2 separate regions of the Mus musculus genome follow, and region 1 is linked to region 2. The links are chromatin contacts, found by Hi-C or POLR2A ChIA-PET in ENCODE. All regions are on one chromosome and are shown on one strand. Each heading gives the region's core, a stretch centred on a gene start or an enhancer-like site at or near the end of the contact. The rest is flanking DNA. Distances are from core to core; before and after follow the strand shown. Region 1 holds the start of Cxcl10 (chemokine (C-X-C motif) ligand 10). Region 2 holds the start of Sdad1 (SDA1 domain containing 1).

What was found. Hi-C counts contacts between places; a loop is a spot of excess contacts on that map. ChIA-PET counts read pairs that join two places held with the same protein, here RNA polymerase II (POLR2A).
Region 1: a map of heart shows a loop between it and region 2 (2.5-fold over the local background). The contact joins the promoter of Cxcl10 here to the promoter of Sdad1 in region 2. A Hi-C loop is called at or near these places in 4 of 37 maps with a recorded cell type or tissue (Patski, heart and mouse trophoblast stem cell). POLR2A ChIA-PET finds 5 or more read pairs at or near these places in 1 of 5 experiments (Patski).

Annotation. Positions count from the first base shown.
Region 1 is chr5:92,345,716-92,350,150 of GRCm38, reverse strand. Cxcl10 (chemokine (C-X-C motif) ligand 10) reads left to right here and starts at 1,262. Exons shown (of 4, transcript NM_021274.2): 1 at 1,262-1,397; 2 at 1,936-2,062; 3 at 2,257-2,346; 4 at 2,766-3,513. The coding sequence starts at 1,337. The coding sequence ends at 2,784. It also overlaps a transcript of Art3 not described here.
Region 2 is chr5:92,308,293-92,312,925 of GRCm38, reverse strand. It overlaps Sdad1 (SDA1 domain containing 1), which reads left to right and starts at 2,902. Exons shown (of 22, transcript NM_172713.2): 1 at 2,902-3,134. The coding sequence starts at 3,045.

The DNA of each region.
Region 1 (4,435 bases), core at 13-2,512, 39 kb before region 2:
TGAGAACTTGTACAATAACAAAATAAAATAAAACTGTCACCATGTATCTTTCTTTATTGTTTAATGTAAAACTGCTCAGCACCTCTTTCCACTCTAAAATTCTGAGGTTCCTACAGCGCAGCGTCTATTCTGCAGAAGCAGGTTGGGAGAGACTGCTCATGGCGTCCTCTCACAGTAGCCTTCTCCCAGCAGAAGGTTGCAAAACGAAAGTCTCTTGGCTTGTCTCTGCCCCCATTCCCTTCTGTCTGTCCTTCCAGATTCCACGGCTGTCCCGTGATTTGCTCCCTTGAAAGCTTAGCTCTGTTCTAGTCCTTGGACTACATCAATGTGGATTTTGCTCTCTAGAAATTTCTATCTTTCCCAAGCAGCAACTCCCTTCCTGTTCTGGTGACAGCTCCTGTTTCCCAGTTCCCGTTGGTGGGTACAGGTTTCACTCTTGGCCTCTGTTGTCAAGTTTTGAACCGGTACACTCCAGGCTCCTGTCCCATTCCCAGGATGAGTCACCTCCATCCCCTTCATCACTGTCACCTCTATGCGAGATCTATGTAACCTCACCTACTCTTCCAGGTCCCAGGTATCTGCTGCCTTGGGTGCTGTGCAGAGTGACATCCACACTCACTTTCATCCTTGACCCTGTAACCACACACTCACAAAGAAGACAATCAAAGCATCCCTGAGAGAATCAGCACGGGGCAACAATTAGCTTTGCAATTCCTCTTGTAACTTGTAAACATTAGTGTGACACTTCCGGCTTCTGTTCTGAATGCCTGCTCTAACTGTTCACTAAGTTGTATAGACTTTGGATCTGGCTAAATTTGGCGTGTGATTTTTTTTTAAAGTTTATTCCAAGTATTTTATAATAAAGCATATGAAGTAAAAAGCAAAAATAAACAGTGTAAACACAACAAATGTAAAAACCATGGTTAGAACCTGACTTAGATATCAGTTCTGTGTTTTATTTATGAGAGAAGGAAGATGAGAATTAAAGCCATTTCCAGACTTATTCTGCAAGGCACTGCATCTGATTTCTCAAACAGCTCACGCTTTGGAAAGTGAAACTTACCTCACTCGTTAAAAATTAAAAGGAGCACAAGAGGGGAGAGGGAAATTCCAAGTTCATGGGTCACAATAAACACAAGCAATGCCCTCGGTTTACAGGGGACTTCCCTCGGGTTGCGGAGCCTTGCTGAGTCATCTCCAAAGTCAGCCAATCAGGACTCAGGGAGGGAAACTCTTTGCAGATAAATACTCCTCAGCAGCCGGCACTCGAGAAGCGCTTCATCCACCGCTGAGAGACATCCCGAGCCAACCTTCCGGAAGCCTCCCCATCAGCACCATGAACCCAAGTGCTGCCGTCATTTTCTGCCTCATCCTGCTGGGTCTGAGTGGGACTCAAGGTAAGGGACACCAAGGCCATTTAATTAACGAAGTCAGAAGTCAGACGATTAAGCTCAGTTCTAAACACAGCATGTATTTAAGCTTTAATGTGTGTACCTATAAAGAAGAGGGAAGCAGGAAGAAATCCCTTCAGCTTGCAGAGTTTATCATAGGCTGGTTGAAGTCAGAGAAAAATAGAATAAAAGCAAAGGAACGAAGAAGGGAAGAAAGGGAGAAAAGGAGGAGGGAGGAGGAAGAAGGAGGGAAGAGAGAGTCAGGAGAAAGGGCGAAAGAGTGGGATGGGGTAAGGCACGGATGCCTCCTTGCCTGAGCCTAACCAATACTGTGAGCAGTGCATAAATGCAGGATTTCGTAACTGACAAGTTGCAGATCTCTCTTTACCATGACCAAGATATTCAAACACTCAGCCCTATGATACGATGGGATGCGTCTCTCCACAGATCAGACAGGGTCTGCTAAACACTACCTCATCCATTTTAAGTGCCTAAAATGAAACCGTGTGCTGACCTTCCTGGCTCTCCCCCTCTCTTCCTGCAGGGATCCCTCTCGCAAGGACGGTCCGCTGCAACTGCATCCATATCGATGACGGGCCAGTGAGAATGAGGGCCATAGGGAAGCTTGAAATCATCCCTGCGAGCCTATCCTGCCCACGTGTTGAGATCATGTGAGTACAAGCCCACCTGCCGATAAACGTCCCTCCCGTAACCACACAGTAAATAAGTGAGGGAAACCAGGAAAGATAGGGACGGGTCTGTGACTCTAACTAAGGCACAGTGCCTGAACTCTGACATGGACCTGCAGGGCCATCAGCTCTGTTGGCCTGACGTTAATCTGAGTATCTCACTCTTATTTCTATAGTGCCACGATGAAAAAGAATGATGAGCAGAGATGTCTGAATCCGGAATCTAAGACCATCAAGAATTTAATGAAAGCGTTTAGCCAAAAAAGGTAGGTTTGATGTTGCTTTTTCAGGAAATGGTGGTCTGGGGAGCAGCGCCTGCCCTGGGCTTTGCTGTGGGGCATCTGCCCTAAACTCATGGCACCGGCATGTGCCTTTGTCTCTCCATTTACACAGACACTGAGGTGCCTTCTTAGGTCATACATTCCTAGTGTCTAGAAGTGGAGCAGTTATTATACCTGTCACGGGTAAAGCTGCCAAATGCCCACCCCCCCCCCACTTCCTCACTTAAAAAAAAAAAAAACAAAAAACACACAAACCCATTCTGTCCCCTCAACCCCCACCCACCCGTGACCCATGGAGATTGTGTAGCAGAGGAAAATGCACCAGGCCTTTTGCCCCAGGGTCTTTGGGTTCCCAAAGTGAAAGCAGAGTCTATTCCGCTCAATACAGTTTCCTCTTCCTACAGGTCTAAAAGGGCTCCTTAACTGGAGTGAAGCCACGCACACACCCCGGTGCTGCGATGGATGGACAGCAGAGAGCCTCTCTCCATCACTCCCCTTTACCCAGTGGATGGCTAGTCCTAATTGCCCTTGGTCTTCTGAAAGGTGACCAGCCGTGGTCACATCAGCTGCTACTCCTCCTGCAGGATGATGGTCAAGCCATGGTCCTGAGACAAAAGTAACTGCCGAAGCAAGAATTCTTTAAGGGCTGGTCTGAGTCCTCGCTCAAGTGGCTGGGATGGCTGTCCTAGCTCTGTACTGTAAGCTATGTGGAGGTGCGACGCCCTTCACCATGTGCCATGCCCAGGCTGCTCCCCACACCCTCCTTGTCCTCCCTAGCTCAGGCTCGTCAGTTCTAAGTTTACCTGAGCTCTTTTATTTCAGATGTAAGACTACAAATTTAAGTTTGTAAGGACGAACTTAACCACCATCTTCCCAAGGGGTTATCAAGATACTCAGAGGAACCTGAAAATGTATGTGTAAATACTATTTAATGAACGACTGTACAAAGTAGAATTCCTAATGTATTTTTTGTATGCTTTGCATTGTATATGGAAGAACTTGTGTCATCAAGTATGTATCAATGGGTAGTTAAAGTTTATTTTTAAAACCGTCCAATACCTTTTGTATTATGTAACATTCAAAAGACAATGTACTGTATTGAAAGTAGTAAGAGACCCAAAATGTAATAAAGTAATAATAACTGACATGAAATGGTCATGTGACTGAGAATTCTTTCAGAGATTTAGAGACTCAATGGCCTGAACAAGAAGTTGGGGTGGGTAGGAGACAAACAAGTCAGGAGAACTACCACACTACTTCTTGGTTTAGCCTCCTTCGAGGCTGATCGTGTAGGCTTCCTGTGACTGGTGAGGCAAAAAGGGAAAAGGCCTGAGTCTCAGTGGACCCTGTCCTGATGAGTTTTCACTGTCAACTCCACACAGCTGAGAGTCCCTGGGAAGAAGGTGGGCTTGTGTGGGTGAGCAGACTGGCCTGTGGCCATGTGTGGCTGATCGCCTTGACTGCTCCTCAGCCCACTCAGGGCAGTGCCACCCTGACCAGGTGGTCCTGGGTTACATAAGAAAACTAGTTGAGCATGAGCCAGGGGAAGCAAACCAGAGTGCTGGCCAGCAAGCAGCCTTCCTCCATGGTTTCTGCTCCAGCCTCCTGCCCCGGCTTCCTGCCCTTAGCAATAGACTGCTACCAGGAAATATGAGCTTACAAAAGTCCTTATGTTGCTTTGGGTCAGAGCATTGGTCACAGCAACAGAAAGAAAACCAGAACAGACTCCCAGATCCAAATTTCTCTAAGGCATCTCCACCATGATGCTGCATAGAAGACTGCACAGGAAGCGATCAATTCATTTCCCTCCTATCTCTGTGTCTTCTCCTCTATTTTATAGACTTGACTGTACCACCATCTACTCAGTTCCCCAGACAAGAAACCTCCATTACAACTTCTTCCTCACCTCCTCTGTCCAACGTGTGAACAAGGAGATCCTGCAACACAACTGTGTCAATTCTTAGCTTCAGGACTGTACGAAGAATTCCCATGGGGCTCAGCAGGTGCAGGCACCTGACAAAGTCTGAAGACCCTGAGTTCAGTCCCCAGGACCCGAGGACATAAATGTCCTCAT
Region 2 (4,633 bases), core at 1,653-4,152:
TGGGTTTTTTGAGGAAAAAAAAATGTTTTTTAAGGACCTGGGGGTAAGTTTTAAGAAAATAAAAGGATGATGCCCAGATGAGTTTGAGTTCTGCCTAGGGTTCTAGGGGCGTCCATAACAACTCAGTTCTCTTTTCCTAGGAAAGAAAGAAATCGATGGGCTTGCTGGCAAAATTCATAATAAATATACAAAGTAGTGGAGAAGGGAAGGAACAATTAAAAAGTAAGCTATTGACCAGTGAGTGGCTCAGCGGGTGTTGGTGCTTGCTGCCCAGGAGGGCAACCCGAGTTGGATTCTAAAGTTAGCTTTAGAAAAGGCAGACGTGTCTTAGCTGATTTAATCTGCAGGTGGTCATTTTAATCAAGCCTGTGGGAGTTTGGTTTGTTGTTAAAACAAGAGCAGGCGCTCCCCCTAGTGGCGACTTTAACAGTTTCTCAAAACAATGTATTTTAGGCAGACAGGAACATTCTCAATGTTGGTTCCTTTTTCTTCTTTTTTATGTGCACGGTGTTTCGCCTGTACAGCACATGCACGCAGAGTATCTGCAAAAGGCAGAAGACGGTGTCAGAATTCTCGGGACTAGAGTTACAGACGATTGTGAGCTGACATGTGGGCAACCAGGAATTGAACCCAGGTCCTCTGCAATAGCAGTCAGTGCTTGCTCTTAACAGCTGAGCCATCTCTCTAGTGCCCTCTCTCTTGGTTTCAAGTGAGAGTAATGAAAATTTCTGTTGACCACCTTTTGAGATAATTTTTAAAATTCTTTTTCTTTTCAGATTTTACGTATTTATTTATTTGTTTATTTATTTAATATATATGAACGTTTTGCCTGCAGGAATGTATATGCACCATATGCATGCCTGGTACCCAAGGAGGTCAGAAGAGGGCATTAGACCCCCTGGAACTTGGGTTCCGTATGGTTGTGAGCTACCATGTCGTTGTTGGGAACTGAACCTGTCCTCTGCAAGGACCTACTGCTCACTGATAGCTGCTGGATGACAAGGTGACAAGGGAGTCAGTTTTCTTCAGCAATGTAGTGCCTATGAAGATGACCATGTTCTGCGGACGGCTGCACATCCAAAAATATACAAACGGCACAAACTGGACTTGATGAAGACAGAAAAGGAGAGGGAGGGGGAGAGGAAAGGGGAGGGGAAAGGAAAGGGAGGGGGAGGAAGAGAGAGAGGAGAGAGAGTGGGTCTGGGGGAGTTAGGGGAAGAGTAATATGATCAAAAACATATTTTAGGAAATTTTCAAAAAATTAAAATGTTGCTTTAATCTTATGATTAAAGAATTGGGAAAAACTTTAGAAGTTAGCCATCTACATTCCACAAACATTGACGGCCTCTGGAAGGAAAAATCCCCTCATAGAACACTAACGCCCTCACGAGCACTCTTGATCTAACTGTCCTCAGGACTTATCCAGATATGATTATAAATTTCTTTTGATTTGGGCTCTAACATGGTGTCAGGTAACCTTGGATGAAGTTGATCTAGGAAACTGCTTAGGTTACACAGAATAATAACACCTTGATTCATCTATTAGTGTAAGACTAGTTACCATCTACCGGGCAGTGGTGGCGCATACCTTTAATCCCGGCAGTAGGGAGGCAGAGGCAGGCAGATTTCTGAGTTCAAAGTCAGCCTGGTCTACAGAGTGAGTTCCAGGACAGCCAGGGCTACATAGAGAAACCCTGTCTCGAAAAAAACAAAACAAAACAAAAACAAAACAAAACAAAAACCTAGTTACCATCCAACAGCTGTTTTCCCCTCTGTGGTTAGAATTAAGAGAGTTGCCTGGGTGCGGTGGTGGCACACACCTTTAAGACCCAACACTCCTGAGGCAGAGTCAGATGGATCTCTGAGTTCAAGGCCAGCCTGGTCTACAGAGTGAGTTCCAGGACCGCCAAGGCTACACAGAGAAACCTGTCTCAAAAAACAAAACCAAACAAACAAACCAACACCAACAAAAAAACAATCTAACCTCCACCCCTGCTCTTTGCCATTCTCTAAAACATATTCTCTAAGCATACTCCTCATGGATTTTTTTCTTCTACCTTTAGTACAGCCTAAAAGAAAATGATTCTCATTTCTGACAAGGTTTTTGTTTTAGTGATGTGTGTGCAACTCTGTGTGGGTATGTGTGCTGTGAGCACAGGCACCTGCTGAGGGCACACATTTCTCAGGAGCTGGAGTTAACTATAGATGGTTGAGAGCCACCGTGTGTTGCAAACTGAGCCTGAGTCCCTACAGCAGTACCAGATCTTAGCTGCTAAACCATCTCCAGCCCCTAATCCTCATTTTATAATACAGGATCTCATGTATCTCAGGTTTCTCTCAAATTCCTATGTAACTGAGGATGACCTTGGAGTCTCAACCCTCCCGCCGCCTCTTCTCTGAGTATGCGGGTTGCAGGCATGAGCCAACACACGCAGTTTATGGAGAGCTGGAGAAGAAACCTAGGGTCTCCTATGAGATAGGACACCTGAACCAGTCCCCAGGCCCCTGCTTAATTTCTGTCGTTTTTCTTGAGACAGAGTAAGCCTCGGGCTTGCCCCAAACAAATATAATGCTCCTGCCTCAGCTTCCTGAGTACAGGGATTACAGTTGTATGCTGTCATACCTGAGTCCCATATTAATCCTCATTTATTTGGGCCACCATAAGAATGCTGAGCTAGATGGGGAGAACTGGGAGGAATTGGCGGAGGAAAAAGAACATGATCAAATATATTGTATAAAAATTGTTTTCAGTGGAAAAGAATGTTGAGATAAGGAAACCTGCTCCAGAGTTTGGTGACAACCAGTAGCGGTTGTCCACCGGCAGGGACCGATAGCGTGCAGACGCCTACAAAGAGTTGCAGCAGGGTGGTGAAGTTTGATCCTCTGAGCGTTCCGTAGCTCGGTCGGGCAAGCGGCGTGTCCCACGTGCCGTTTCCGGTTACACTGGGACCCACGAGTCTAAGCTGCCGCGGGGCCCGGGCTGCGACTGACAGAGGCGGACGTTTTCCAAGCACTGCTCGCCAGGGAGCCCACCCACAGCCACCATGTCCGGCAGGAACAACAACAAGCTGCCCAGCAACCTGCCGCAGTTACAGAACCTGATCAAGCGGGACCCGCCGGCCTACGTGGAGGAGGTGGGACCGGGATCCGGCTCCCCGGGATGCTCCGGTGTGCTTCCGGGGGCCTGGGGAGGAAACGGACGGGGGATGGAGATACGGGGGACGGGACATGCAGACCCCACCAACACTGAAACACACCCTAAAACCTGCTGCCTCCGGGTTTATCCGCCCGCCTCGCCGACGTGGGCCGGTAACGTCCGTTGGCCGCCTCAGAGCAAAAACTCGAGTTAGCCCCTAGCATACGATGAGTCGTGTGTTAAACATGCTTTCCACAGACGGCCTCTCCCGAGTGCCCCAAGCTCTGCCAAGAAGAGCAAGGAGTTCTCAGATGGCAGGGCCACCCCACAGTCAAGAGTGTAGAAGATGTAGTTAAGCCACAGTTCAAACTCCCTGGGAGTCACCCTGAGCTAGATTTGAAAAAAATGCTTTGAGGGAAATGTGCGGTCTAAAACTCTGTTAGGTCCAGTTTGTGAGGGGCATGGCATACTCCAAGTGTGTGAATTCATAAGAACCACGAAATGAAGGCCGTGACTTTGTACTCTTAACCTGGTAGATAGATTAAGACGCGCCTTTGCCTTTATTATTTGTCTTCTTACACACCGCCCTTCCCAATCCTCCCTGTCTCCCCCCCCCCCTTACTGGTCCCCTTCTCTCCTCAGACAGCCCCCACTTCACTTCTGTATACACATCACATTTATTTCAGTTCCCTGCATCCCTTTAAGGTCTCTTCTTCCAGAGCTGGGGAGTTGACTCAATGGTTAAGAGCACTGGCTGTTCTTCCAGAGGACCTGGGTTCAAGGCCCAGCACTTACATGATAGCTCATAACCATCTGTTGCTCTAGTGTTAGGGGATGCGACACCCGACTTCTGGCCTCTGGATACTAGGCATATGTATACACGCACATACAAGTAGGCAAGCTCTCAATACACATTAAACATAAGCTCTTACTGGGTTCCCCTTTCTAACTTGTGTCACAAACTAAATTGAAATCTGACTTTTGCTTCTGAGAGGAAACAGGCTACCTCTCTGAGTCTGGTTTAATTTCTTAACATCTTTCCTCCTGTTGTCATGGTTTCAGCTCTTGATTGGAAAAAACTAAATGCATGTACCACATTTTCACTACACATTCTGTTGATGGACTTAAAGGCTGGCTCTGCTTCTTGCTGCCGTGGTTCGTGCACCAGTAAACACAAATGTGCAAGTGTGTCTATGGTGTTTGATCAGAGTCCTTTTATTATAAACCAGGCCGTAGAAGGCCAGTTTTAGTTTGTCCATAGTGGTTCTACCATGGACATCCGCACCATGAGCTGTGTGTGTGCGAGTGTGTGTGTGTGTGTGTGTGTGTGTGCTCCCACTCTATCCCCACCAGTGGTGTGTGTGTGCATGTGTGTGGAGCGTGAGAGAGAAGGGGAATATAGTTTCTGTTTTCCCACATTTGCTGTCTGTCTTTTGCCTGCTGACAGCCATTCCGATGAGGTGAGATAGAATCTCAGATTATTTTAATTTGCATGTT